Linked DNA regions of Mus musculus: all the other regions are linked to region 1. Evidence: chromatin loops called from intact Hi-C (ENCODE). Cell type or tissue: heart. All regions are shown on one strand. Region 1 has its middle 19 kb from the start of Gm39565. Region 2 overlaps 4930452A19Rik (RIKEN cDNA 4930452A19 gene). Region 3 overlaps Pacrg (PARK2 co-regulated). Region 4 has its middle 50 kb from the start of Gm34972. Region 5 overlaps Pacrg (PARK2 co-regulated). Region 6 holds the start of Gm16168 (a long non-coding RNA gene).

Region 1 (5,000 bases):
GGAGCTTTCTGAAGCTTGACGGATAAGTTATATAAGAGCACACACGTGGTTTTTAAAAATCAACAATTCTGCCATTAATGTGCCGTATAAGCACAGGAGCCAGATAAGCCAGCACCTCTAGGGAAACCGAGAGCAACAGCAAACTTCTGAAACCACAGCAGGACAGAGACGGGAGGAGCTCTGGGGTTGTGTACCTAAATCAGTGGGCTCCAATGTCAGTGAGAGGGAGTGAGAAAGACACCTGATGTGAGTCTCTGGTCTCTATGTGTGCGACACACATGCATGCACACACACACACACACACTCGTGAACAAACAAGTACAGACACGTGCACATGAGCATACACACACACACACACACACACATACACACACACACACACACACACACACACACACACACACACACACACACACACACACAGGAGGAGATAGCCCTGTTCGTCCCTGGAAGCACAGCTAGCGCAGCTGACCCAGGAACCAGAGCTTGGAGGCCTAAGGGTGGTGGAGCACATGTGCCCATCACATCATCAACGGGCCAAGAGTGCTGGGAATGCAAGCGTAGGACTTCTTAGAACTGAGTGTCTTGAGACCATGCAGTCCCAGGCAGGTCTCAGCTGACCCTGCTTACTTCCCCTCCCTCGCCAGCTGCCACCAGGAAGGGCAAGTTCCCCCTCAGCAATCAGAAACGTTCGCAGCAGAAAAACCTCAGCGCGGCAAGGGATCGTCTCCAGCGTGAGCTCTCACATCCAGGCTAGGTGGGAACCTCAAGGAGTAAGTAGGACTTGATACAGCTGAAGCAAAGCTCCTGGTACCTGACTCAGGTGTGCCGGCAATGCTGGCTATCCAAAAGAGGTTAACTTTGAAGCACTTGCAGCTTAGCTGCGAGCCTCAGTTCACAGGCAACAACGAGAGACCAAGAACTAGGGAAGTAATGTCACAAGACTGACAGATTTGAGGGTAGAGTGTCTGGCAATGTATCTGGCCCAGAATTAGTCTCCATGTTGTAGAAATAGACCAGTTGCCTGGAATAGTCCTGGATCCATTTTTCTTAGAACAAAGACATTGTTAAGAACACAGATGATGGGCTGGAGAAATGGCTCAGCAGTTAAGAGCACTGACTGCTCTTCCAAATGTCCTGAGTTCAATTCCCAGCAACTACATGGTGGCTCACAACCATCTGTAATAAGACCTGGTGCCCTCTTCTGGTGTGTCTAACAGCTCCAGTGTACTTACATAAATAAAATAAATAAATAAATCTTTAAAAAAAAAAAAAAAAAGAACAGGGATGAGGTATTGATAAGAAAACAGCCCGGCAGTGGTGGCGTACGCCTTTAATCCCAGCACTTGGGAGGCAGAGGTAGGTGGATTTCTGAGTTCAAGGCCAGCCTGGTCTACACAGTGAGTTCCAGGACAGCCAGGACTGCACAGAGAAACCCTGTCTCAAAAACAAAAAAACAAACAAACAAACAAAAAAAGAATTGATAAGAAAACATCTGTAAAATTGAAAAGCAGAGATCAGGCGAAGCAGGTAACAGAATTATATCTATCCTGTGCCATCTGAAGACACATTTCCAGAAGTGTGTGCACTATGGCACTCACTGCAGTAGCCTGAGTGGCAGGAACAAGGTTTACTCCTTTGATTTTTGCTTGTCACAATTTTCCAAATTACTGCAATCCAGATAGTCTCCATCTGTCACAGGTTCAACTCCCACCCCTACCCCTCGGGATCCACATGTAAAAGTATTGGTCCCCACCAGACTTGTACCTTGGACTGTGGGCTTGTTGAGACAGACCTGCTCAGAACAGAGAATGTCTGTAGTCAGCTAAGTTGGGGTGGGTCCTACTAGAGAACAATGACCATCCCTGTGACTGTGTCCCTTTAAAAGAAGGAAAACTTAGTGAGGTGAAGGCAGAGATGGCGCGTTGTGTTTCTACATGCTGAGGAACAGCAGGATGTCAGTCGCCACCAGGAACTGGTCGCTGGTCCACAGTGGCAGATTCCCCCATTCAGACTAGGAACAAGTCACCCTGACAACCATGGCCTCAGACCACCAACTTCCAAAACACCGATGGCAAGGCAGTATATTTCTGCCATTTGGGCCACCAGGCTAGGGTCACTTATACCACCTAGTAAAAATGACGACAGCAACACCAAAAATTATTCAGACTTTAAAGTTAAAAGTTAGGCTTGGGGACCAGAGAGAGCAAACCCGGAGCGAGCCGGGGCGGGGGAGGGGGAAGAAGCAAGAGGGAGAAGGGAAGGGAAAAAAGAAAGAAAAGAATTGCTTTAAAAAAAGTGAGGCTTGCTTGGGTGGGTATCTGGAAGTACAGAACAGCTGTCCCCACCCAGGAACTGCAGCTTCCCGGATTGGAGCCTCTTCGCTCGCTCTCAGCTGTTCAGTAAGGAGAGCATCCTTCACTGTGCCAGAGCTCTGGGGAGCCTTTCCTCCCTCTCTGCTGTCAGTCTCCCTGAGTCACTTCTGCTCTCTGGAGCTGCCAGATTTTCTGGCTGATGGAGGCCGTCCCACAATCATGGCAGCTTGGCTCCAGCCTGACCACATCCCAAGTGGCTGATACAGGGATGAGGCACATGCTGCAGGGTGCCACAGGTCACATGGTAGGGGGACGTCATGGAGCACGCAGGGGCCTCCAAAACCCTCGGAGCACCTCCTCCTCAGCAAGCAGAAGTCTATTATTACAATGGACTGCTTCATTCTCAGCTTCTCCAACCCTGGGGCTGGGCTCTCGGAAACCTGAACCCGAGCAAGGCCAGCGGATCAAAATAACTTCCAAGAATAACCAGGCCTGCGCTGGACTCAGGCGTGTGGGCCTGCAGGCTGAAGTGCTCCAGTTCCTGCCTGGGCCTTCACTCTACCACAGCTCCCCAGGAATGAGTTATCAAGTGACACACTCTGGAACTTAATCAGCCGAAACAATGGGAGGAAGTATGGCGCTTTCTCCACGGCCCTCCAAACGGGGAGCCCCGCTTATCAAAGGGACAGGATTTATTCAGTTGCTACAAACTTCCAAAGACTTCCTTTCCCAAAAGAAAGACCCACAGGAAGGTCATGTCCTTCAACCACATCCAGTGAGTCAAAAGTGCCTCCTGCTTCGCTTCAAGCTGGCCAGTCAGCCGACTTCCACCCTGGCCCCAGCCACTGGATCTGGGCACACAGCTGCCCCAGGAGAGCCTGCAGGCTCCAGAGGGTCCAGAGACAAAGGCACAGCTGACCCTCAGACCACAAAATAGAGGCCACAGATTACGAACTGGCACCAGCTCAGGGAAAATGAGGCTTATGGTCACTGGAAACAGGTAGGCCATAGGCTCTCTCTCAAGCCAGTTAACCTAATCTAGAGTTCTCTTTTCACACGGAGCAGCCTGACTCCTAGCAGGCTGGGCCTCCAGTTTTACAGTCCCCGAGTATTTTACCAGTGGACCTTTTCCTATACCTTGTGCTTGGACTGCAGCCTTCCAGACAAGCTGAGCATCCTGGAGCCTGGATGTGACCTTCATCAAGACCATCCAATCAAAGGGGAGAAGACTAGCCACACCCACTGCCCCCAACACACGGTGTACACAGCCAATTCTAAAAACTCCAGAGCTGGAGCTGAGCCTGCACCACACCGCATGCACGCCACACTCCTTCGTATTGCACATGATAGACATTTGTCTGTGCTGTCTGAGGAAGAGCTCGTCCACACGTGGATGGGAAGGCCTTTCCCAAGATCTCGGGGGTCTCCCTGCCTCAGAGGGTGGTATTTGAACAGCCTGTATCAAAAGGAGCTAAGCCTTTAACAAGGGGTGTGTGGCCAAGGGAACAGCTTCTGCTTCTGTGTGTGCGCGTGCGCGTGTGTGTGCGCGTGCGCGTGCGTGCGTGTGCGTGTGCGTGTGTGTGTGTCTGCGCGTGTGCGATGAGCTTCCTGATTGGAAGGCAGATGTAGGAAGAATAAGTAACTGAAGTAAGTATGTCTGTGCCTCACTAGCCACAGATGCCTCATTGATCACCACGTGATTTCTAACCTAAGCATGGACGTAGTTTCAGACCCTGTCTCAAAACTACAAGTCACCCAGTGTTGGCATGTCTGTCAACAAAGCCCACTCACCCTCATATTCGTGCTAAGGAGGGCAGGATCTCTCTGTCCTTCAACAATGAGTCCAGACACCTAATATAACATCCCAAGGCCCATGTACTCGGGCATCCATGCCTCCTTCCTATTCCTGGCAGAGGCTGAGCAGTGAGCACAACACATAACCCAATTCGGCAACGCCCACCAGAGGCCTGGCAGGCCTTCTCAGCCTGGACCCTTGACCTAGAGGTCTTGTGCATGGATTCTTTGTGTGTCCATCCATCAATCGACCAACATCTAACAACACCCACAGACATCTGTAATCTTTGGAGTGAGAGTCGTGTAGAGATAACTCTCTGGTGCCCGCCTCAAGAACACTGCAGTGCTTAAGGAATCAGACATCTGTATCCCATAGGTTAAAGTGAATGGTCACTGGCCGGTAACCCTGGTGATCCATGAAGAGAAAGGTCTGGGTGCCTTCCTGCTTCTTGGTCTACCCTCTGTGTGCTCTGCAAGGGCTTTGACCACACTGGGCATCAGTGTAAGGGTGGTGTCTGACAAAGAAGAGAAGTCAAGCCCTCTCTCCCACAGGTCACCTTCTTTAATGAGAATACTCATTCCCACAGGGTCCTGATAAGCTTCCCTTTGGCTTTTCTGCCTGGCGATAAGCACTACAAAGCAAAAAGCCCTCCATGTTAATGTACTCCCTGGAGGGCAGCTGTCATCAGGATGAAAGACACCATAGAATGATACCCCTGCTGGTAGGCAACAAGGCACACACATTGTACAATTTCAAGGGATTTTCAGATCCCCTACATCAGTGGCTCTCAACCTGTGACCCTTTAATACAGTTCCTCATATTGTGGTGACCCCTCAACCATAAAATTACTTCATTGCTACTTCATAATTGTAATTTAGCTACTGTTATGA
Region 2 (5,000 bases), 640 kb after region 1:
CTTGGTTCAGAGCCTGGCTCCACTGTTTTTACTGGACCATTGAATGAATGGTCCACAGCCAATACCCACCCATCTGTGCCTTCATCTTCGGGACTGGCCTAGGTAAAGCTGTAAGCCTCCCTTACTCCATGTAGACCATTCTTACTGGAAATGAGGCCAGGACACAAGTCTATACCTCTGACCTTTCATTTGGGCACATTAATGCTTCACAATTTTGACAAAGGGAAGTTAACTTGGGTTTGGAAAGTTAGGAAAAGGTGTTGCTGCCATGCAGATCCCTTGCTCAATGAGGGCCAGTGAATCCTTTGCCCACTGAGTGCCAGCTCTCTCTCTCTCTCTCTCTCTCTCTCTCTCTCTCTGAGTGTGTGCATGCGTTTGTGCGTGTGCGATAATGGCTGATGCAACTGTTGGAAACCAGAGGCTTAGCTCATGGGTGCTTCCATGGTTGGGTCAGGGTATGCTTTATTTGTAGAAGGCTGACTAAATCTTGACCCCAGCTATCTTGGCAAGCTGCAAGTGGCCATGTGAGAGATGAGCTTCAGGCTCAAGCCCAGCTCCTGGAAGACAGGTGTCTACAGAGAAGGATGGTACTACCCTCAGAGACTCCTGTAAGGAAAGCAGGCCTTTAATGATGTGGGGGAGCTGAACCCACGGAAGGGGTATCTAGGGAGATAGATGGTATGAACCAAAAGTAAGGAAACTGGCTGTGAGCTATTGGGTAGGAAACACACACACACACACACACACACACACACACACACACGAAAAGAACTGTGGGAAGCCTGTGCTCTCAGGGGACAGATGCTGTCCCTAGGGTCCTTCAGCTCAGGGACCACACTGATCACAGGTTCCTTTTCTTTGCCTGTCCTGGCCATTGGTTTTCCTGGCCAAACCTGCCATATTTTCTCCCAGGACACATGCATGGTGTGCCATTTTGAAGGAGAATCAACAAAAACAGAAGTCAGGTTGGAAGGCATCCATGCTGTCTGGGTGTCAGAAGAGGGGGTGTTAACATCGTCTCTTAATTTGCCATCACATCATATACCCCTACCTTAAAATGAAGAACAAGAATAGTACTTTTTCCTCTTCTTCAGAGACCCCTCCCTGGTACTGGCATAAACTCACATGTGCAGAGACCAGTCAGGCTTGCCCCCTGTATCCCCCTCTCTGGACCCCCATGTGTACTGTGTGTCTACCAGGCTGCTCACAGGTGGCCTTAGGGGCCGTTGCTTTTCAAATGGTGAAACAAATTTGGTGGGTTTTGGTTGTCATTGATTGGCTTTGACACACTGCTGAGGTTGGGCACCAAGGACCCCTGGTACTTTAAGTCACTTTTATCGCTCAAATATGGAGCTTTGACAGCTGAAACGCCTTATGAGAATAGCATTTAAATGTGCAATGCGCCATAAATACGCAGAGTGCGACAGCCAGGAAGCTGTGCTAATCGCGGCTTTGATGTCCCACGAACTACTGTAGCTGGCAGTCCTCGTGCTTCTGCAGGCCTCTTTGGACTTAGCAGATACCGCTCAGTGGATCCAGTTTTCCACTCCTCCCCTCACGAGGACAGCTGTCATCCCTGACTCAAAGGAAAAATCCTTTCTGGGCCCTTGCTTGGCCACAGCCTTTCCTGGCCATACTCCTAGGAGCCTCTCGCTTCCTCCCTGCCCGGGAGTGGCAGAGGGTGAGGCTGGCTAGACCCAGCCAGACTTTCCCAAAGTTCTGTGTCATTTACCACCTTGTCCTACAGCAACATGCTATTTTTAATTTCTGGCGACTGCTACTCTTGATTGGCTGGGACAAGAAATGGAAGTTCAGCTTGACTTGAGTAACAGGGAAAACGGTCCGTCCCCGACAGAACATGCAGCAGGAAAGCTGAAGGTTCGCTATAGAAGCATGGGTAGACCACCCTAGCTTCCGCTGTACTTAAAAGCTGCCAGTAAGAAGCCTGAATGCTTACATTTGATAAGAGCCTTGATCTTTGGATTCCATGGTCACTACAGAGTGCAAGGAAACCACAAAGGGTGTCTGCTGTCTGTAATTTATTAGGTTTCAGAGCATCCCAGGAACTACAGACTCAATCCCTCAGCTCTTGGGTCCAGGAGCGCCCTCTTGTGGGAGAAAGCACTTTTGCCTGGAATTTCTATTTGTCTTTTTTTTTTTTTTTTTCCTCCAGTTTTTAATTTTTGAGAGTTTCCTACATGCATATACTATGCTTTGGTAACTTTTCCCCCAGTTCCTCCCCTTCATCTCTTCCTCTCCCCTCACTTTCTCTCCCTATTTAATGCTTCTTGTTTGTATACTTACTGAGTCCACCAAGTGCTGTCTGTATGGGCATGGGTATAGGACCATCCAACTAGGGCATTCTTTATTATTTTTGTTTTGTTTTAAACTTGTTCTTACTTCTGGAAGAACAATATTAGTTCATAGTTTTGGAGAGTAGAGGAGCTGGAGAAATGGGTGGGTTTACTATGCTAACCAATACCATCAGTACTTGTCTGTCTTAGGGCTTCATTGTTATGTGAAGAGACACTATGATCAAGGACAGCGTTGTGGCTGGCTTACAGGTTTAGAAGTTCAGCCCATTATCAGGAAGGCAAAAAGCATGGCAGTGTCCAGGCAGACATGGTGGTGGAGAAGGAGCTGCGAGTTCTGGCATCTTGATTGGAAGGTAGTCAGGAGAAGATTGGCTTCCACGTGGTGTCATTGCCCACCCCCACAGTGACAGACACACTTCCTCCAACAAGGCCACACCCACTCCAACAAGGCCACACCTCTTAATAGCTCCACTACCGGGGGCAAACATATTCAAACCATCACACTATTCCTTTGTATGTGTGTATCACATATGAATGCATGGTGTATGGGTATGTGTATGTATTATCACACATACAGAGGCCACAGGAGGATGTTGGTGGTAGTGTTCCATCACTCAACACCTTACTCTTCTGACACAGAGACCTTTGCTCAACCTGGAGCTAGGATGGTAGCCCGCAAGCCCCAGCAATCCTCTAGTTTCTGTTCCCATACCTCTGGAGTTGCAGGATCATATATATGCCTTTAAAATGGACATGGGGGACCTGAATTCAGGTTATCTATCATCCTTGTTCAGCAGGTGTCTTAGCCACTGAGCCATTTACTGCTCTCTCCCTGTCTTAGGGTTTCTATTGCTGTGAAGAGACACCATGACCAAGGCAATTCTTATAAAGGACAACATTTAATTGGGTCTGGCTTACAGTTCAGGGGTTTAGTCCATTATCATCACGGCAGGAAACATGGCAGCATCCAGGCAGACATGGTGTTGGAAAAAGAGCTGTGAGTTCTATACCCGGATGGGCAGGCAGCAGGAAGTAGAAGTGACACTAGACCTGGCTTGAGCATTTTAGACCTCAAAGCCTGCCCCCTAGTGACACACTTCTTCCAACAAGGACACACCTCCTAATAGCCACTCCCTATGGATTTATGGGCACCATTTTTACTTAAACTATCACACTCTTTATTCTTTTTTTGATGTAAGTTTTTCACAAGCAACCCAGAAGTGAGCCTTTCTTCTGAAAAGGATTCTGATGTTAATGGTTCTTTTACACCTATCTCAAACGAACATTTTATTTCTTTATCCATCTGCTTCACAGAGGAACAACTATACAGGTTGTGCTGCTTTTATTTAATCTATACACTTCGAGGAAATTGGGCTTTAATTTTTATGCTCTGAGGTTGCCTACCCCACCAGAATCAAAAGACCCAGCACTTCCATGGCCTCAAACATCCTCGTGCTCTGCTGTTATCACGGGTGGATGCTCAATGTGCAGTCTGTCATCTTCATGTCTGAAAGCACACAGTGCTGTGCTGCTGACTACAGACATGTCACCGATCGATCATCAGTTCTCAGAACTTGTTCACCTTCACGCCCACTGTCTGCTCCTGGCCCCAGTCCCCAGCAACTAGTTCCCTCTTTTCTGTTTTATGAATACTGTTACCTTTATGCATCATAGAAGGAAATTTGCAGTCTGCTTGAACGTTTGTCTGTTGAAAACCTCACAGTGCCTAGGCATCTATCAGTTGGACATCACCATTGCCCAGCTCTCTTAGTCTCAAGCTTACATCTAGGCACAGATCTAGCTGTCCTCCTAGGATAGGGACCATCCCGTACTCTTTTCCTTTCCTTTTAAGTCTTATCATTAAGGGATCTTGCTTCATGCCTGGTTTTCATTAAGCCTCAGTTGATATTGTGAATTGGATTTGAACTCTCCCTCTGAATTCAAGTGTTGTAAAATATTGGTCAGTCTCTATGAGGGCAGAACCGCAATGGACCTTCCACTGAGCTTCGTATACAGCAGGTGACATCAGATTAATTTCTATTCTTATTCCCTCAGTGTGAAGCGAGACCTCCATTCCAGACGCCCGAAGGCATCTGAAATGTACTCTCCTGGAAGTGCTGAAGGGCACATCTTACTTTTAAATCTCAGGATCATTTAGGGTCTTGGCATTCACGGTTGTCACTTAGGGGCTTGAGTCAGTGAGATGAGTAGTCTCAGCTCCTGCACCGATGAACCCCCAGCCTCCTCCAGTCACTGAAGAATCCAAAATTACAAGGGTCTGTGTGCCAGGGAAAGATGAATTGCCAAACAGACTTTGTGGATGGAAAAAAAAAAAACCCTACTATCAATTTGTAAGGATGGATACAATTTAGAAGAAGAAGAGCCAATGCAAAGCTATTTTGTATTTGCTCAGAAGTTGAAAGGAGAATTTAAAACCACATAGAGTCCCCAAGGCACCGATTAATAGTCTATTCCGTGTGTTTGATTCTTGCAAAGTGAAGATATTATGCTACAGAGTCTCCTAAAATTAAGGAGATGTGGATAAAAAATATCACACGTGATTTACACATTCTTCAGTCTCTCTGTGAAGTTTCTAAACCTCGAAGCCTTTCTGTTATTTATTTATTTATTGCTTGTATTGGTGTCAAGAGAGAGGTATGCTCACAGTTTCACTTTGACTGTTAG
Region 3 (5,000 bases), 62 kb before region 1:
TCCCATACTTAGTGGTCACCCAGGTTTTTTGTTTTGTTTTGCTTTGTTGTTGTTGTTTGTTGTGGGGAGATGTTTGTTTTTCTGTTTTGTTTTATTGTTGCGTTGCGCTAACATTTAACCTTGCTGAAATGCAATGGCACACACCTCTAATCCTAGGCAGAGTAAGGTGGATTCCTGTGAGTTTTAGGCTAGCCATGGCTATATGGTAAAACCCTATATCAAAAAAATAAAAAAATAAATTAATCTAGGCACCTAAACCGCAAGTCCTGGTGATCAGAAGGAAAGCCATAGGCGCTGCCCCACAGTGGATGAATTGGCTAGTGATCACAGCGGTCCTAAAAGGATGTGATGCAGGCTGTGATGACCAAGCCTTGCCGCAGAAGCTCGCCAGCGCTCAACAGTGTCACTCAGGGTCTCCAGTTTGAACTCCTGGCATCTGTGCTTACCAGTGATTCACAAAGATGACTTCAGCACCACGTGTGCCTTCAAACAAATCCCAAGTGTCTAATCTGGAGGTTTGCTCCAACCCAGGGCATGGAACAAGGAAAGGCTGTGCACTAAGCACCGTCCAATTATGACTTCCTCAGTAGATCGTCCTCTAAGGAGAAATGCCTTTCCTAAATGGAATCTTCCATTCTTCCCACTGCATTTGGTCTGTGCAGAGTGAGTCTGTGATATTTTTCTATGAATTGTAATCTAGGCCCTACCACAAATCATCAGCACTTTCTGTGGTGCTAGGACCACCCAGCCCGAAAGTGTGGGCCTTAGGACGGACATGCTCTGGACACTGGAGATGCACGCTGTTCCTGGTTGTCAGAGCCCCCTGTCCTGGGAGAAGCCCTGCCATGTAAGTGTGTGCTTCAGAGAACACCAGGCTCTGACTGTATCTTCTCCCACCAGACCCCACCAGATCCCAGCAAGGGCCAGTGAGGCTGAGCATAACCCCCAAGCGGGAGAGGGCCAACTGTGGTAGCATGACATATCACCAACTGTGAAGTATTACTTAATTTCCCAATACGGCAGTACCCTCAAAGGTACCAGCCCATCCAGTGGCCAAACTAAGTCTTCATTTTGATGTAATCTTTTAGGAGAATAAAAGTACGTAATGCTAGAATGTAATGCTTTTTAGACAATAATGGTGATCGAGTATAAGGTTTTAATGTTGGCAAACAACATATTTCAGCCACTGAGAAATCACATAGCAATAAAAACTGCTGGGGCTTTAAAGAGGGAAATAAATTGCTACTCAACTCTGAGTGACCATCTAGGAAGTAACTGTCCCCGTGTCAAAGTGAGGTGGGGATAAGAGGGCTTCATCCTTTCTCTCTGCTCTCCTCTACCCCTGATGCTTTAAACGTCCATTTCTGTTTCCCAGATTATATTTTCCAACAAACAGTATTGATTTCATGCATTTCATCATTTATACTTGAACTAAATAAACGGGGATGTCATTTCTCCAGAGAACGTTAAATTCTCTAGATTTTATCTCTGAATGTCAACTTTGGAGGCATGTTTTTAACACAAATAAGCTCCATAAACTATTTCTGTTAATAACCGTCAGGTCTATAAACCATCATCTTTTCAAAATGTGCATTTCTGTCTGAATTATAATTACTGCTTGAAGCAAAATATAATTTAGTAGTTATATGACTTGAGGTGCTTTTGATGTCGCTATAAAGGACCCTTATTGAGCATGGCTTTATTTGCTAGGAACCAGCTGACCCACCAAGGCCACCGCATACAAAGGTGGGCATTGGTGGTTCCTAGTTGAGAAAAGGCAGGGATCAAACTTCCTGGAAAAGCAGCCCCCGGTTTCTCTTCTGTTCCTTACCTGTCTTCTCCTTGATGTCTCAGTTGATCTTAGCTTCCAAACCCTTCATCCCAAACACACACATGCACACATACATGCATGCATGTGATCGCACGCACAAACACACACACACACACACACACACACACACACACACACACTACCCCTGCTCGTTCTCTGCTCTGCTGAGCTCCTAGCCAGCAGCTGTGCTGGGGCCCTTGGGCTTTCCAAGGAAAAAGTGTTGAAGGCAGCCTTTGACCTAGCCCCAGAGCATTGTCTTCTCCACCTCAGTTCCTGCACCAAAGGAAATGAGACCATCTTCCTCTTTGCCTCCTGCATACACCCACATCCTACAGCAACAAAGAGCTCCACCTCTTTACCCCATGAGTCTGACCCCTCAGGACTCCAACTGAGGCCTGTCACCTGGGATGCCACAACTGCTCTACAAAATTCTACACAGCAAAGGACAAAGTTGTCCACATCTGTGAACCAGATACAATGAGCCTTTTAACGATGGTTTGTTTGATAATGGCCAGGGGCCCAAATTAAAATTGTAGGATGATGATGGGGAAATGGCTCCAGGTCTGAGTTAACATGCTCCAAGCCAGGAAACCACTTTCTTTCTAGAAGATTAACTTTACAATCTAGTGAGCACTGCTCATTCCAGAGGGCTAGATAAGGTCAATAGTGCACTGCGCATGTGCATTAGTAGTGCACTGGATATGTACATCAGTAGTGCACTGCACACATGCATCTGTAGTACACTGGGTATGTGCATCTGTAGTGCACTCTGCATGTGCATCAGTAGGGCACTGCACATGTGCATTAAGGATGCATGGGTATAAATGGGTGCTGCCTGGGCTGAGGAGGGTGCTCCCCTTCCTTTCATGAGACACACACTAGGCTCTAGAATCTAGAGCACCGGGCATTTGCCTCTGGAAAACATTCTCCTAAAGACTCCCTACTCGGTGTTACAGCTCAAATCTGCTCTGCTTTTTCCCAGAGTCCTTCATTTCTGCCTTTTGTTGACTATTTGTGTCTAGATTTAGCTAAATGTCAAGAAGTACAATGTAGTTTGTCTCTTATGCCACATGGACATGTATTCTTTAAAATTTAACGTGCTAAGTAAGCCATTCTTGTCATGGCTGTTCTGACATGAACACACAGCGAAGCACAGGACTTGACACAGAGTGGGGCCAGAACACAGGGAGCTGACCAAGACCCCATGAGCTCCTCTAGCAGCTGGAAGGCCAGCTTAAAGTACAGTGAAAAGCCATCTGCGAGCTGCCTCCGGTCAAAGCTACAGTCTTTCCAATTAGATGCCCCACCCCATAGCAGGCCATCTGTGACAGTGGCCCACAAACTGCTATAACTTCACCACAGCCCATCTGAGAAGACTTGCCACTGCCCTGTCCCATCTGTGAACCAAGGACATTTACCTCCCCTTCCTTGGCCCCATCCAGATCAAAAAAAATTCTTGGCTGCCTCTTTCCCAGTGAACTGCTCTATTCTGTTTTGTGTTGTGTTGTAAGCAAGCTCCTTTGAAAGGACAGACTCCTGCCAGGCAGAAGCTCTGAGTACTGGTGTAGTTTGTCATCTGTCCCCTGGGGACCCCACAGACTTTCCAATAAAGCCAGAGATGGTTCCATAGCCCAACCCCCCTCCCAGACACAGCCACCTCCATACACCACAGAATGGCAACTGGTACCAGCATTTCTGCTCGGCCGAAGGCAGAGATAACAACAAGAAAGAGACTTGGGTGCCAGGCAGAGAGGTTGCCGAGTGTCTCATGGGTATGTGGAGAGGGATCATGTGCCCCACGAGAAAAACATCCCTCTTTGTGTTCCATTCAGCTGTCACTAAGAATCAAAGAAGGCATTGGCATCCACTGTTGTGCGCAGGACTCGGGCTCCCAGCCGGCGGCATCACTCCATTCTAGCCTTACATTGTATTTATTCAGTGTCTTTTCAGCATTGCATGTGAGGTTGTATTTGCATTTGGGGGGTATTTAGGGGCCAGTGTTAGGATTTTGTTTTGTTTTGTTTGCATGCACTTTGTCAAAAGAAATCTTCCTGCCAGTCCTCAACTATTTTGAGTATTTTCACACTCGTGCTGTATTATAGTAGAAGTGCATTATTCTGAGAAGCAACCTCTCCCCTGCACATCCTTCCTGTGCCTATCAGGATGGGGTAGCGGGACAGCCATCACTTCATCCCGCCAAGCCCTACGGCCCTAGTATCCAAGAGAAATCTAAGTCTAATAAAAAAAAACTCGGACTAGTGCTAGTGAGAGGGTCATTTGCCCAGCTGAACTAGATGGCCAGCTCCATTCCTGCAACCAGCCTTTGGGCTTGCTCTCCCATGCAACTCAAAGTCAAGAAGCATATGTTTACACTGACAGCTTTTTTTGTTCCCCTGGGGAAAGGGTGGCAGCAGTTCTGAGGCAGAGAGGAAGGGAAGGTGGAGTAACCAGCTAGAAGTGCATTCAATACACTCAGTCATCAGACTCCGTCTCCACCATCGGGAGCATCCACAGCAGAGCCCTTGGGCAACATGCCGCTCTGACCACTGACACCATTCTTACAACTGTCCCTAAGGCCACCGACACTTCCCCCAAGAAAATGACAGTTCCACCAAGACACAGAATAGGCGTCAGAGCCACTGAAGAACAGAAAGTAATGTAATAGAGACCTTTGCCCACTGACTGCCTAGACGAAGCCTCTCACCGTTGTCAGTACCGCACCCCATTATTTAACAGTATATGGCTATAAATTTATCAGTAGAGATGTGTGGTGTCTATCCACTCGGCTGAAACTCCCTACAGGACACCCTAGCTTTCTGATTGCCACCTCTTTTGCAGGACAGGAAACAGAGGCCTGGGAACTTTTCCAGTCTGGTTGCCCTGCTCAGTAGAATGATAGCAAGCCATCTCAGAGTTAAAGCTGTCTGTGCCCCAGGCGGGGCCTGACCACACTCACTCTCCATTTAGAAGCATGATGCATGTTCACAGGTCAGAGTAACATGAGCAGAGAGGTTAAGCAACACAAAACCATCCCCCTTCGCCAGGTGCCTCCCTAAGCCAGAAACTCCGCCGTTAGGTCATCGCTCTCTGAGCTAAGGCATTCCTGCCGGTCTTTCCAATGGAAAAACCTACAGCGAAACCAGAGCCAAGGAGCCCACGGGGCTGAGGA
Region 4 (5,000 bases), 290 kb after region 1:
ACCCTCCAAAGGCTCAAGCTTGGACTAGGTGCAGAGTGCAGCTGTAGAGGGCTTTCCTAGTATAGGTAAAGACCTGGCTTTATTCCCAGCACTGAAAAGGGGGTGGGGGAGCCCATTCCCAAAGGATATCTGTATCTTGGCAATGTTTTCTTTAGTCAGTCAAAAATACCTGGTTCCCATGGTGATGAGTAATTGGGATGTAAATCATGGATACGGATACAAATGAGACAGCCTCTCGGGAGTTTAATATTTGACTTGTATTGCTATGACAAGGATACTATAGCATTTCCCTAGTTCTGGATGTGGTTTAACCACATCCTTAATTCGATCCTCTCTCCCAACTGTAGAATCAGGGTACATCAGAAGCCACTCTTGAGATGAAATTTCAGCTTGGGCACATAAGCCATGCTGGGAATGAGTTTGTAAAAATACAAAAGCAGCTGTTTGAGATGCAGATGGTGATTTTACAAAGTGTCTACGGATGGCTGGAAGTGAGGAATGGGGGGAGACCATGCACTTTCTGTTGCCTCTGAAACAGGCCTGTGATGGGTGGCCCTCAGGCCAGGTAGGTCTTGATGCATTCAGGGCAGTTGTACCCATTGTCATGGATAGCCAGGAGGAATGCTTCACCCAAATCCAGAGACTGATGGACAGAAACTCATTACCAGGGAGGTTCTGAAAGAATTTATAGAATGTTTTCCCTGGCAAACAGACCAGAGCAGGCAGGAAAACAGTTTGCATCTGTCCAGGTCTTCAGGGACACTCATCTCAAGAAGAGCAGAAGAAACCAAATCCTAAAGTTGGTGGAAGACAAGGAGACAGCTTGTGACTGAGGGAAAACTAGTTATGTTTAGACTTGGCAAATGACTGGCACTATTTGTCAAACATATGGGACTTTAAACCACCAGGCTGTAATTGCAATTGGTGACATCATGGTTCTGTTTAAAAATTAAGCAAAAAATATTCTGCCTCAAGATTATGTGAACAAATTTCCCCAGCTTGGTGTTTCTTTGTAGCTTTTTCCTTTCTCACCTCTAAGGGGGTTTACAGAAGTGAGAGAGGAGGGCTGGGATGGAGCTCAGTTGGCAGAGTGCCTGCACAACTCCCCAGATTCATCCTCAGCAAAGCCAAATCCAGCCTGGTGGCACACACCTTTAATTCCAGCACGCAGGAAGCAGAGGCAGGAAGATCAGGGGTTCAAAGCCACCCCTAGCTACATAAGGATTTCAAGGTCAGTCTGGGTTGAAGATCTTGTCTAAAAAGCACTAAATAAACAAACTAAGAGGCCCTGGGATAGACCCTGAGACCCTGACAGTGAGAATTGTGTCAGAGACTTTAACCTTTTATATCAGTTGTAACAAGGGGCTGTGTCATGGTCTAAAAGACTTAGAAGGCCTTAAATGTGTCACCAGAGAAGGCTACCCAGGTAGGTCGATGTGTTCTGTGGTCAAGATGGATAGCCCTGACAGCCAGAGAGGTGACCTTTCTCAACTGCTGTGTGGCAAGCACTTCTGTGAGATGCTGTACAGATGTAATAAAAGCCTGTCATCTAGATGATTTCTGCAATTAAAGTTGGCTCAGACACAGAGGAAAATTGCCTTAGAAATGTAAGTGTCTGTTTTGTTCAACACAGCAGTGGAGAAGATCCTGTGTCGATGCCAGGTTGGCCGTCCTGGATTCAAGCAGGTGTTAGATGGGGATTCTGGTGGCTCTTCCTACATTCCTTGTAGCTCTGGTACTGGGTCTCAGAACATTTTCCACCTCACAACCTTTTCCCTCTAACATGGCCAGTTAGGACTTCAGGTATCTAATTCCTAGCTCCTACATTGAACCACGACATGTTGCCGAGCCAGTCAGTCCTCACTGTGGGCTGAGGGCTTACTGGACAGGAAATTGGGAAATTGGATTTATCATTCTTATTTGCTCTGATTTTCTATTTTTTCCCCATAGCTACAAAATGAGACAAATATTGAGCATGATTATGAAATACAAGGAAAAAAATCCTTGCTATTTAAGTACGGTGTTTGCTTTACTGGGTATCATGCTGAGATTCATTTTCTGAATCATATAAAGTTGGGAATAGTCTATAAGATTTTTATGCATCCTTCATTCTCTCCATTGATCTTAAAGGAAAGCCCTGCACCCTCCTTGCTAATTTGTCTCAAAATCAGTTTAATCAACGAATGGATCCTCATACCTAGGCCTCCTTTGGAACTGTAGTGAAGTGTGACAACCACTATTTTTAGATGTTGTTGGCTCTATCCCTGAATTCAAAGAGAGCAAAGTGCTTCTCGGGTGGTACCGGAGCTCTGGCCACCAATGCTACCCTTTGACCTAGCAGCAGAAGCAGAAGGGAAAGCCATGCAGACAGCCTGAGAATGTGTTCACTGAGAAGCAAGGTACACAGCTTCCATGCAAGGAGTTAGCCTGCCTAGAATGTCTACCCAACCTGCCTGGGACTCAGGCGGCTGTCCCAGAGGGATGCTCACCCACTCAGCCAGAGGGCCATGGATGTGGGATGCTGGGAAAACATGATCTCCACAGTTGCTTCAGTTGGTGTCATATGGGGAGACACTGAGCCAGTCCTGGTGATGATGGAATGAACAGACACCCTTTGGCTCCCCACACTGCCCTAGGCCTCCAGGACACACCGGGAAGACCAGCAGCTTGGAAAACTGCCTCCTTTGAAATGTTTAGCTAAACAGGAACCTGAAAAGAAAGCTGGACTGTTAGTAACATCCGGCCTTGCTCTGTCTTTTGTGTCTGGCTTCTCCCCAGCCCACACCCTTCACTAGAAGCCAACATCATCTCCTTCCTGTAGGAGCGGAAGCCAGGGCTGTGCTCTAAGTGATGGACAAGAGAAGGCAGTGCTCCCCCCAACTCCCCCTTTTCAGTGTATTTGGATTTGACTATCTCTGGCCTGGGAGGGGATTCAGGGAGACGGCAGAATGAGAATGTACTCAGCTTGAAAAGACGATGTTCTTTGTCTTTCCATCTCGTGGTATCCCTTGGGTGGGTCTGAGCAGCCTGGGTCAGAACACAGAGTTCAGGACCACTAGTTCTCCTTGCTGGTCTCTAGTGCCCAACCCTGCTGAAATAGAAGAGCAGCCTGGAATGTTCTCAACCATCCCATGATGCTCAGGGGTTAAGGTCATCACCCTGAAAAATCTCTTCTAGTCTTCAAGCAAACATTAGAACTGTGGAGGAGGCTCCTAACAGGCTGTGGGGATTTAGTTGCATTTCAGGTGATGGTCTGAAATATTGGTTTTTGGCCTTCCTCTTTTAATAATAAATTAAGCCTCGTTTTGAGACAAATTAGCTATAAGAGTACTTCTCCTTTCAAGCTGTTACTGTGAATCCCACAGAATGTTCATATGCTATTATATCACGTGAAACAAATTTCATGGTGGTGCTCATAGTAGAGTGTGCATCAAAGTAGCATCAGTTTTTTGTTTGTTTGTTTCTTTGAATATGATCATGGCTCTAAAAATCATAGTACCTTAACATTTAGGTTTTCTGCATCTGGAAAGACAGTGCTGCATTGTGGTGATCTAAGTCTAACATGTATCTGGGTCAACTGAAATGAACAGATGACACAGGGCTGCCCTTCAGCTCTGTTGTCCCAGGCTTTATCCATCAGTCTTCACGTTTGACCTTGTATAATTCACAAGCATGTGCTTATGGTCTTTATGGAGGAGCACTGGAACTAGGAAACTTCTGGAGTAGGGGTAAGGGTCTCAGAGAAACCCTGGTTTTTCTACAGCTGAGAACCTTCTTTCTGGTTTTTGCTTCCTTTCTCTTCAGCTCTTCTTGGATTTCCTGTTATAGTTCCTACTTTCATAAAGGCCTTATTTTTGATGATGATAATGACAGAGATGAAATAATCTTCAATAAGTTCAAGAAAGGTGCTACCATCTCCACAATGCAATGTATTCCTAAGACCTAAGAAGCCCATGTGTAGCTGGAACCCATCCTAACAGCAATACAGAAAGAGTTAATTTATTCTTTGCACTGCATTTCATGCATCACACTGTGGGACTTGTCAGTGTTGTCATTTCTTTCAGATGCCAAGAGCTGACTTCTTATGAATGAAGGCTCTCAGGGATCAGTGGTATCAGGTGATTATGTGCGCACCCCTGGTCTGTGAGATACCGGACAGGGATAGAACATCTCTGAGAGAGGTCCAAGATGAGAGTGGACCAATGAGCAGGAAATGAGGCAGAGTTGGTTGTTGTTTTTAAAGGGACAGTGTGCGGAGAAGAAATCCTTTCCTGCTTTCCATGTTGTAACTATTGGCAGGATATAGAATGCCCTGTCTTTCTTAGTGTTGCTTAACTCAAGTGCAAAGACCTCAGAGTCTGCTGAACAGTTGTTAGTGCTTTCCCTGTCCATGAGAGTGATATCACCGTGTTTGGGTTGAAGTTTGTAGGCAGTTAGAACTCTTTGTCCCCTCTCCCAGGCTTTGAGGAAATGCTGTGTTTTGAGCATAGATGAGGAAGACAGATGCTTTTCCCATCTCCACCCACTCAGTGACTTTGCCAAGTGACTAGGGATGGAACCTAGTTCACCGCTGAATAGCTAGCTGCTGCCAGGGCAAGGCCAGGGACTCGGCATGGTCAGCTCTGTGCTACTAAATAGTGGGCTCATCTTTTATCAATTAACTATCAAGCCAGATGTGGGAAGGAAGGAAAAGACAGGCGTGGGAGAGATCCAGTGGCCTGTTCAACTTTGACTTTCAGGCCAAACAGGGTTTGCAAGGGAGGGGAGAAAAATATTGCAAATTGACTGAGCATGCTGATATTTGCTAAATTTAGAGGCATTTATGTTCACCAGTTCTGAAGCAGTTTTGAAGCAAATCCAACTCATTTTCTGGCAGGAAATAATACTTATGGGAGAGATTTTTTGGGGGGGAGGGGAGGACTAAGTTGTGGAGATATTTCAAAACTTCTTGGCCACCACCCTTTATTATAATATCACACGAGTGTAAATGGAAGGAATTA
Region 5 (5,000 bases), 50 kb before region 1:
CAAAAGTCCCCCATACCCTCCCCCCCCCACTCCCCTACCCACCCATTCCCATTTTTTGGCCCTGGCGTTCCCCTGTACTGGGGCATATAAAGTTTGCGTGTCCAATGGGCCTCTCTTTCCAGTGATGGCCGACTAGGTCATCTTTTGATACATATGCAGCTAGAGTCAAGAGCTCCGGGGTACTGGTTAGTTCATAATGTTGTTGCACCTACAGGGTTGCAGATCTCTTTAGCTCCTTGGATACTTTCTCTAGCTCCTCTATTGGGGGCCCTGTGATCCATCCAATAGCTGACTGTGAGCATCCACTTATGTGTTTGCTAGGCCCCGGCCTAGTCTCACAAGAGACAGCTATATCAGGGTCCTTTCAGCAAAAACTTGCTAGTATATGCAATGGTGTCATCGTTTGGAGGCTAATTATGGGATGGATCCCTGGATATGGCAGTCTCTACATGGTCCATCCTTTTGTCTCAGCTCCAAACTTTGTCTCTGTAACTCCTTCCATGGGTGATTGTTTCCAATTCTAAGAAGGGGCAAAGTGTCCACACTTTGGTCTTCGTTTTTCTTCAGTTCCATGTGTTTTGCAAATTATATCTTATATCTCGGATATACTAAGTTTCTGGGCTAATATCCACTTATCAATGAGTACATATCATTTGAGTTCTTTTGTGATTGTGTTACCTCTCTCAGGATGATGCCCTCCAGGTCCAACCATTTGCCTAGGAATTTCATAAATTCATTCTTTTTAATAGCTGAGTAGTACTCCATTGTGTAAATGTACCACATTTTCTGTATCCATTCCTCTGTTGAGGGGCATCTGGGTTCTTTCCAGCTTCTGGCTATTATAAATAAGGCTGCTATGAACATAGTGGAGCATGTGTCCTTCTTACCGGTTGGGACATCTGGATGTATGCCCAGGAGAGGTATTGTGGGATCCTCCGGTAGTACTAGCATTACAATATCTTTAAGGACCTTGAGCTGTTTCTTCAACTTGAGGAGTCTGAATATGAGAAAACTAGGAATTTATAAACAGTCATTCCATCAACTAAGACAAGAGGCAGTGGCCCAGAACTCAGGAGTTCTAATCCCAGCCCCTTGTGCTTTCCAAAGCCATGCAGACAGACAGCTTGGACACAGCCCATCTGGAGAGCAGCAGGACCTCGTGTTCTGTGGTGAAACCAGAACATGGCTTCTTAGCAACTCTCCCAGGAGTTCTGTGCTCCTGGAGGCCACTGGCCAACTATCCCCACCCGCTTTGCTTATGCAGATGTTTCTTGGTTGTTAAGATCAGTTAGATGTACCACCCATGGGTCCTCCAAACCCAGCTCCCCCGCTGGCATGCTCAGCCCCGACACTTGCACCTAGCCTATGAGTGTCTCTGTTACAGCTCCCATCTTCCAGATGTCCTAAGGTCCTCTCGCATCCCCATGTACTGACTCAACTGACCCAGCCTGCTGTTACTCCAGTCACTCCACCCATGCCTCACTTTGGGCCTGGGAGGAGACTAGCTTCTAGAACCTTCTACTCTGGCATTGGGTTCTGAGCACTGCTTCTCATCTTTTACTTGTTCCCTTTTCTATGTCCCTCCTCCCCAGCATGTGTCCCTTCCCCTTCTAGAAGGTGGGGGGAATTCTCCCACAGCACTCCTCTGAGGCTGAGGGATGAGGAGGGAAGCTGGAGAGGAAGGAAGGTTTCCATGCTGTGGCCCTCTGGAAGGCCTCATGAGTCCCAAAGGTCAAAACACTCGCGCCCTCGTAAAGAGGATTCTCCTCTCCTCACAGGGCCAGAAAGCCCTTCAGCTCCTCCAGCCCAGGTATCCTGTCGCGTCCATGTTAGACAGGTCTGCTTTCCATCTTTGGGGGCCCTCTATGGTGTCACCCACTGCTCAGGCACTGCGGGCCTCTGCTCACTGCCATCCAGGCTGTCCCCAGAGCCCCTTTCCCATCATCGGGTCCCTTGCAGGCCCCCGCCCCACCTCTCTCTTCCCCCTTCCTTCCGGCACCAAGCACATGGGCGGGGATCGTCCTTGGTCCCTTCTAAGCCTCACAAAGAACAAGGGCCGGTTGGTCTCTAACCCTGCCATTACTCACAGCTCAATGCTCTAAAGCGCCGAGGTTTTCCTGCCCCTTCTTCCCATAGCCCTGGCAATTGTACTCCCTCGGCCACAGTCATTCTATCTCGATTCCTAATTGCCATTGTAGAAATCTGTGCCTAGCTGAAGCTTGGGGAGCTGCCAATCTGTGCCCTCCCTTCAGATGTAAATGTGTTATGCAAATGCAGCCTGGGGCCCAGAGTGGGACCCCGTGGCCATCCCTGGATAGAGACAGGAAAAGAACACCGCGGGCCAGGGATGCAGAAAACTAAGACAATGCCCCACCCTTCTTCAATGCTGGCTGCTGGGAGAAGACTTCCTGTCTCCACGCTTCCCCCGCCCACTCCCAAGGCTCACACAGACTGCTACTTGGGGGTCACTGTTCCTTGGCATGTGTGGCCCTAGGAACCTGGGCATGCTGCTTAACTGTACTTCTCCAAGATCTCAGGACCCTAAAGGGGAGGGTGACATTATGTACAGATCCCTTCTTTAATCACCTGTCTGAACAGGACATTAAAATCGGTTGTAGCTAGTGGCACTGTATCAGCACAGATACCTTGCCATCCCAAGGAAAGAAAACTTTGAAAAGGGGTTGTATGGCCATTTTCAGTAGAGGCCTTTCCTTCTCTGTCTTGGCTGCCCCCATCCGTGGGGTCCTAAGCTATCACCTGTCACCCTCACTTCTGCCTCCTTGCTCTTGGACCCAGAAAGACCCAGAAAACTGTCCCCTCTCTAGGCATTAGCTGACTCAGAGGGTTCCTTGGATCTCTAACAGCAACCTAGTCCACAGAAAGCTCTCAGCCCATCAATTCATAAGCCCTCCAGACCATTAGGCATGTGACTTTGGGCTCTGCTGTGCCAGGGGCTCTTCTAAGCTATGGGCGGGATAAATTTATGAACCTTTTTGCCTGGGACCAGTGCTTCCAGCTTCACGGTTGTTTATTGGTATTATCATTGGATGTGAGGGGAAAAATTACCAATAGAAATGTACTCTGAACTAAACTAAACTCTGGGAAAATGCCCCCAGCCCGTGGTATTGAGCTGTTTGTCCTTACTCAAAATGTAGCATTATTTAAATCCACAGCCCCGCCATATCGTTCCGAATTTGGGAGAAGGCAAAAGGAACTCCTTCAACCCTGGAATATCATTTATGCTGTAAAGTGCTTTAAAAAATCAAAAACCTTTCAAGTGAAATTAACTTAAGAGGGAGTGATTTCTTAGCTCCCGCCTGCCCCTCAGCATCCTGGGAAGAGAACCTATGTAGAAATGTGCACTTGAACTCGCAGTCCAGGGGGAATCTCCTTCATGTAGCTTCAAGGTAGATCTGTAATTATCCAACAGCTCACAGCCCCTGATCAAACGGGATCTCTCTGATCCTCTTAGAGAAGACACCACCTCTCTTTTTTTCATGTCTATCAACAAATCACAAATTAGCACATGTCTATGAAAGCCATTTATGGCTTGGCCTGTCTCTCAGATGTGCCATGGGCATGCCGTTATGCCCTCCCTTGCACTGGTTCCATCCAGACCTGCAGACAGAAGTCTGCAGGGATGTTTCTCAGGGAAAACAGACCTAGTTTGCCTAAAATGTGAATTTGTCTGATAATGTGAAAAGCAAATATGTATTCTTGCCTCAAGGCCTGAGGTTTTAACAACTTCTAAGTTGGAGAGTTTGCCGCTGCACCCCACATGACCACCTCCCTCCACCCCCACCCCCCAGACATGTTACTTGTAGCCAAGACTTTGAGGAAAGGGAGCCAGAAGCTGATGACTGTAACAATGGACCCCATTCCCCAAAGAAGAGCAGCTCGCTGGAGCATGTGCCTCCACCACAGAGTCTAGGCCTGAGGGGGGAATCACATGACAGCCACATTTGCCTTTCCCCTTGAGGACAACCTACGGAGCACACTGCCTGCCGGGGACCAGAACCCCATGCCAGTGAAGGCCTCCTACCCTGAAACACAGCAGTTGCACACGTTCTTCCCCTCTGGTTACAAAAGCCGTTGGCAGTCTCTGTCGGCTGCGCAGGCAGCAGCAGTGGGAAATGGCCTCACGGGAGGCGCATTACACTTTCCCACCAAGATCAGGAAGTAATGACCTAGAGTAAGGTTAAAAATGGCATCCCCCAAAACAATTTACAAAAGGCCTATTACCTAGCAATTTCACATTCGAATGCAATTACATCCGTGTTATTAGTACATCACAAATGCCACTAATATGATTATTGTTTTGTGTGGTATCACAGGAAATTGATTTAAATAGATTTACATATTTTTCAGATAAAGGGCACTGCTAAGGTAGATAAATAAGAAATTAGACGTTGTGAAAACAAACAACTCGGCAAAACTGGGTTAGATCTCCTTTGTAATGCGAGCATAGATATTATGGTGCCTTCTGGTTACTGTCAATATTTTACAATTTCAAAGGTGATTTTCTTATTTAAAAGAATCACTTGACTTCAGCTCACTAGGCCCCTCCCCAGCGCTTTTAACTTTCTTTTATTGGTGAATGAGGATCAAGGTACAATGGAGCATCCTGTCACTGATTCACCAAGGCCTGACACTATACCGTGTAAACTCACCTGCCTACGCCTCACGTCACCAGGTCAGCCAGGTTCTGATAGGAAGAGGCAGGCCCTCTAGAGGAAGGGTCTCTCTGAAGCCCACGTGATTTCAACATCCAAAGACCATGGTTATCGTTCTGGGAGAGTAGTCCTTTCATCAGGTTGCTCCACAGTCACAGTATCCCTGTTATGTGTGACCAGGGCCAAGCACTCCACCAACACAAATACTAAGACCCTACTCAAAGAGCTTGGTGTTGACAGAGAGGTCAGCCTGGTGGTCCTGAAAAGGTCACCCAGGGGTAAGATCTCAGCTAAGCCTGGACAGAGTCCAGACAGGACATCTGAGGT
Region 6 (5,000 bases), 100 kb before region 1:
GACGCCTGTGCGAGAACAATGTTGGAAATTAGATGAACCGCCGCTGCGGTACTTCCTGGGAGCAAGTAAACACTAAGTGTCACAGAGTGTATGTGTGTTGCAAGCTAAGCCAGGGTTTCCTCAGACATGGCCCACGGTGCTCTCAAATATAAAGGCGCATTGAGCTACAGGGCAGCCAAGCATCAGGAATTGGATAGTGCTCCCTATGAGTGCTCCTCCACAGTTACAGCAGAGCACGCTGCTTCAGGGTCAGAGTGGAAAAGAGACCTTGGAGTTCCAAAGTCTGTTGCTGGAATCATTTCTGACATAAACCACAGAGTGTGTCTCTGCTCTCTGGCTCTTGGTCCAAGTAAAAGAGCTATTTTCTTTATTTCTGAATAGTTACCTAATTCACAGGTCAGAGCTTCAGAGTCAAAATAACCTTATTAGAAGGAATAAAAACAAACAAACAAACAACAACAACAACAACAACAACAAAAACGTGATTAGATTAGTTAAATTGGTGGTAAAATGTCCCCTCTCCGGCCCTGCTTCCTTTGTTCAGCCCTCAGGCGCATGCACTCAGCCTCGATTCTCCCCCAGGCAGTCGTGCCCTGTCTGGACACAGAGCCCTCAGAGCCAGCACACCCATGCTGCCGGGCTTCTGCCCTCTTCACCGGTGCTTCTGCAAATGCTATGACCTCTGGTTTAATTCCAAACATATAAAGCCTTCTGATTTCTAAATCAGTGTCAGTCTGCCAATGAATGGAGGGCACAGGTCTAATAAGGAGGTGAAAGGATTTGCTCACCCACAGAGCTGAAAACTTCCCGTTGGGCCCTGCCTTGTTTTCTGTTGCCATTTATTTTGTTTTGTTGACATTTGTGACTTATAAGTTACAGCAGCTGTTCTCAATCTGTGCTTTCACAGGGGTCGCCCAAGACCATCGGAGAACAGATGTTTACATTACAATTTATAGCACTAGCAAAATTACAGTTATGAAATAGGAACAAAAAAATTATAGTTGGGGTGGGGGGGTCACTACATCATGAGGAACTGTATTGAAGGGTCACAGCGTTAGAAAGGTTGGGACCCACTGATCTAGAGGATATCTGTTGTATGGTCACCAGATTACAAGACACTGTGCTGGGTATGAAAGGAAGATGGGAGCAGAGAGAGACAGAGGCAGTGAGAGACAGAGAGAGAGAGACACCTCTGTTGGGGGGGGGGGGGGAATTAGAAAGAAGGGAGGAGGGAGGGGCTAAAAGGAAGTTCCTGTCCTTAGAGATCTCACACTGCATAAAAGCACCAAGAGACCTACCTAGCTGAAGAGAACACTCCTGAAGCCTGGACTGCAACCGAGAAAGTCCATGCATTTCACCTGACTATCAAACCTACACAGCTGGGAGAAATATACTCTGGACTGTGTAAATGGAGCCTCTGAACCTCCATTGCACATTTGGAGCTGGGCCACCTTGTTCACCCATGGTGACCTGGAGAGGTGAGGGTTCTGCCTTTTCTTTTTGGCTTTTGTGACCGGCTAAACCATTGTCTAGGACCTGTAGGGGCGCCAGGGCTCAAGCCCCTCATCCAACCTTCATTTGAGAAGCAGCAGGTCTCTGACACAGATCACTCACTCCCTATGTCTATGGCTGGCTACCATCCCAACTATTGAGTATGATACTCCTTCGTCCCTTGAAGGCAGGGTTGACCTGTAGTTCCTGAGGCCATCACAGTAGTATCTACTCTGTAAATCTCTCATACTTGCAGGTGGTATGCCCAGAAGCCAGACAAATGAGACTTCTCACCCTAGGCCACACATGCAGGGCCCTCCAGCCCAGGCTGGGCCACAGCCCTTCTTTTCCCTCCTCTGCTCCTGAATTCACCTGGCAAGAAAGAAGTGCTCATTCCAATCTGCCTAAAGCTGCCCCAGCCTCAGAAAGTCATCCAGCCTTGCATCAGCTTTGAAAGCATTCCAGTCACCCCGCTATTGGATCTGATCATTTAACCCTTCTAAGCCACACATGGCTCCGTTCTTTTCCCACTTCCTCCCTCTGATCTTCCATCTGACGCACAGTTCTAAGAGATTTAAGCTTTTGCTCAAGGTTAAGTTCTCATGGCCCATTTCCTGTGTGCTCTTGCTTCTCTAGGAGAAGCAATCACTTGATTGATAATTTCTGAACAATGGAGATAAATACATTGCATTTGGGAGGGCTCACGCTTAAGGTTATTGGCAGGTGCATTTGTCAACCTATCATGGTGGCTTCACAGGACTTTTCTCTACATCTAGCTCTGGTGGCTTCTATTCTCCATGGTAAGCACCATTTGCCACGTGGGTCGTCACAATATTCTGGAGAGACTCAGTGGCAAATGCTGCTCTCAAGTCTCATTGTGTTTCTCAGTGGACTTTATAAGGAATTCCTTCCCTTTACTTGTGAGGTTCTTTCATTCTATAGGGAACAAAGCATGGTTTCTTTAGGTTGGAAATAGACACCAAAAAAAAAAAAAATCCAATTTTATTTTTTCTAAACAAATTCACAAGTTATTAACAAAGATGACACAAATGATGATAAATGTATACCTCTCATGGAGTGAGCATATACAAAATGCTATGTATATTTCTATCCATTTCCACTTAATTTTCATCTTAGCTCTTTAAAGGCTGGGGCTCTGAGCTCTTATGCACCAGGGACAAATATTCCAGTGATAATCAGGGAGTCTAGCTAGGTAGGAAGGGAATCTTTGCAACACAGAGATTGATAGCCTCTCTGTGAGGTCAAAGCAGCCCCCCCCCCAAAAAATCTTTGAGTCACCTTGGCGACAACCGTGTGGCCCACAGGAGGCAGACACTGGTCTCAACCTTGTACCCACCTGTCCTGCTGCTGCTGCTGCTGCTGCTGCTGCTGCTGCTGCTCGAACCAGCGCCAGTTTCCTGCTAGTTGAAAGCTGCTCACTGACCTTTCTGCCATCATGCACAGACTGTCCCATGAATGAAGGGTTAAAGAGTCCAAGCTTGCAAATCTCAACAGGAAACCCTTTAGGAAACTTTTACCTACCCCTTAGCATCTCAGGGTCACATACGTGGCCTAGCTGGCCACTTGGGGACAGCAGAGACTCAGGGCAGCAAAAGGGAGAGCAGAGACAGGAGATGAAAGAGCCAATTCTCCATTCTTCTATGGTCCCCAGAGATGAACACTGTGACCTTGTTCCCAGTCTCCAGCCAGCTGTCCTTCCTCCCCCTCCGAGAACACTCCACCCCCAGGACGTGTCCCTGGAAATGTATCCTCATGTGTTAGAGAGAAGGAATTGGGGATGATTTGCTGGTGATGGGAGTGGAGGGAGAAGAGAAGAGAAGAGAAGAGAAGAGAAGAGAAGAGAAGAGAAGAGAAGAGAAGAGAAGAGAAGAAACAGCCATGAATTTTTATGAACATTCTTTAATCAATTAGACAGATGCGTTTTATTATCCATAAATTAGCTGAAATTTCTATTTTGATTTTGTTTTCTCCCCACTGGTTAAAATAAACGTGGTCCTTGCTCATTGAATCAATGCCCTGGCATCTCATAAAATACCTTGAGTTCCCTTGCCAGCAGAAGGGAGGATCCCCAGGGCTAGTGTGTCGGAATGCTTAGGTTGCTGATTGCAGAGCCCCAGAGATTATGGACTCCATTGTGTATAGCCTGCAGCCCAGAGCCCCCAGTTGAGGACAGTCCAAAGTTTCAAACTTTGACCGGAAGGGGGCTTTAAAGATTCAGGGTCAATGTCCAATGAATTACCAGTGTTCAGCTCAACTAGGCTACCTACAAATATTTTTTAGATCTTTATCCTGCTTAACAGATGTTTCCTGTACTGAATGTTGGAAGCCAGCAGAAGTTTTGTTGGGTCCATGAGCTTAGGGGATACCTGCTGTTTCTACCAGTGGATTGGTAACAACTCTCACCCATTTCTAAAAATTCCTTCTTATGAAAGCAGGGAGCGGCTGAAGGTTGGTAATGAAGTCTCTAACACTCAGAGGCTTTGCCAAGTCCGTATTTTAAACTGCATTATCTCTCTGTGAAAATACAATAAAATAACCGACTTTGAAATGTTCTGTCTGCAGACTCAGTCCAAACCAGGCTGGTGTTGAGGGTCACTGTCTTCTTCCACAGCTGCTTCCTGGGACTCAGGACACACCCAAGAATAGACTCTGCTCAGGCATCCCTTACAGCCAACAGATTTCAGCCAGATTTTCAGATTTGGTCAAATTCCATCTAGATAGGCCACATAAAACTCCTATGTAGACACTGATATAAATATGAAATACATTGCAGTCTGGATTTAGTACATCATTTAGATTTCACAAATAGCCTTACTGTGAAATGTTTGTCTTCTAGACAAGCTGAAAGCAACAGATCCTAAGCAGCTCGCTCAGGGCCACGTAGGCCTTGACCGATAGGGCACAGTCCGATCTTAGGGTCCTCGATGTTAGTTCAGAATCTTCTGCTGTGTGCTAGAGGAGTAGAGGCAAGCACTGTGGGAGCAGAGACGGGGAGACTCTGCCTGTCCTCGGCAGTTGATGATCCATCATGGAAGAAATGCGAAGGATTGAGAATTAGAGCAGCTGTGCCAGTTGTGTTCTGGAACAATGGCCGAATGAGAGAGGAGTGGTCAGGCAAACAGCTGAGACGGCCATAAAGGCAGTCATCCCCTGGCTCGGGCAATAGTAAGGGGACATGCTGGCCCTGAGAGCACCTTCATCCAGACAAGCAGCCCAGGGAGAGTGCTTCGGTATGGAGGGGCCCCCGAAGCCGAGCCACAGTACTCTAGATTTGCCTTGCAGGTGGGCTCAGGACATCATAACTGTGGCCCAGAAGGCTTGGTTCTGAAAAGGAAACAGTGAGAACTGCAGCCAGCACTTTGGAGTTGACTTAGCCAAATCGAAGCCGCAGGGAGGTGCGTAGAATAGAAGGCTGGTGGTGGTCTTGACCCTCAAGGCCTGGTCTGGAGACTAAAACTCCTGCCAGCTCCTCAGTCTCCTCATTGGCA

The links. Peaks named below come from ENCODE experiments on the same cell type or tissue, not always from the same donor. Only the 100,000 strongest peaks of a DNase experiment are listed, where the experiment ranks them.
Region 2: a loop joins it to region 1, with 3 times the contacts of the local background. A loop is called at or near these places in 2 of 42 quality-filtered maps.
Region 3: it touches region 1 in a loop (2.4-fold over the local background); 6 of 42 quality-filtered maps call a loop at or near these places.
Region 4: a loop joins it to region 1, with 5 times the contacts of the local background. A loop is called at or near these places in 4 of 42 quality-filtered maps.
Region 5: a loop joins it to region 1, with 2.7 times the contacts of the local background. A loop is called at or near these places in 6 of 42 quality-filtered maps.
Region 6: it touches region 1 in a loop (6-fold over the local background); 13 of 42 quality-filtered maps call a loop at or near these places.

What each region holds. Positions count from the first base shown.
Region 1 is chr17:10,388,475-10,393,474 of GRCm38, reverse strand. No RefSeq gene overlaps it. Among named protein-coding and RNA genes, the nearest start is that of Gm39565, 19 kb to the right of the region's middle. In heart, no CTCF peak of the experiment used is centred here; DNase peaks (open chromatin) are centred at 624, 2,554, 2,944 and 3,574; H3K4me3 peaks cover 1,184 bases; H3K27ac peaks cover 4,474 bases.
Region 2 is chr17:9,753,471-9,758,470 of GRCm38, reverse strand. The region is part of intron 3 of 4930452A19Rik (RIKEN cDNA 4930452A19 gene); the gene reads left to right. Among named protein-coding and RNA genes, the nearest start is that of 4930452A19Rik, 20 kb to the left of the region's middle. In heart, CTCF peaks have their summits at 2,107 (motif pointing left) and 3,411 (motif pointing left); a DNase peak (open chromatin) is centred at 1,590; H3K27ac peaks cover 764 bases.
Region 3 is chr17:10,450,071-10,455,070 of GRCm38, reverse strand. The region is part of intron 4 of Pacrg (PARK2 co-regulated); the gene reads left to right. Among named protein-coding and RNA genes, the nearest start is that of A230009B12Rik, 3.6 kb to the left of the region's middle. In heart, no CTCF peak of the experiment used is centred here; DNase peaks (open chromatin) are centred at 2,110, 3,210 and 4,950; H3K27ac peaks cover 2,584 bases.
Region 4 is chr17:10,093,779-10,098,778 of GRCm38, reverse strand. No RefSeq gene overlaps it. Among named protein-coding and RNA genes, the nearest start is that of Gm34972, 50 kb to the left of the region's middle. In heart, no CTCF peak of the experiment used is centred here; DNase peaks (open chromatin) are centred at 2,738 and 4,558.
Region 5 is chr17:10,438,936-10,443,935 of GRCm38, reverse strand. The region is part of intron 4 of Pacrg (PARK2 co-regulated); the gene reads left to right. Among named protein-coding and RNA genes, the nearest start is that of A230009B12Rik, 15 kb to the left of the region's middle. In heart, no CTCF peak of the experiment used is centred here; a DNase peak (open chromatin) is centred at 2,375; H3K27ac peaks cover 1,422 bases.
Region 6 is chr17:10,491,458-10,496,457 of GRCm38, reverse strand. All of the region lies in intron 4 of Pacrg (PARK2 co-regulated), which reads left to right. A230009B12Rik (RIKEN cDNA A230009B12 gene) reads right to left here. Exons shown (of 2, transcript NR_077237.1): 2 at 3,401-5,000. Gm16168 (a long non-coding RNA gene) reads right to left here and starts at 3,260. Exons shown (of 3, transcript XR_003952273.1): 1 at 2,849-3,260; 2 at 1-5. In heart, a CTCF peak has its summit at 3,072 (motif pointing right); DNase peaks (open chromatin) are centred at 631 and 3,157; H3K4me3 peaks cover 460 bases; H3K27ac peaks cover 4,130 bases.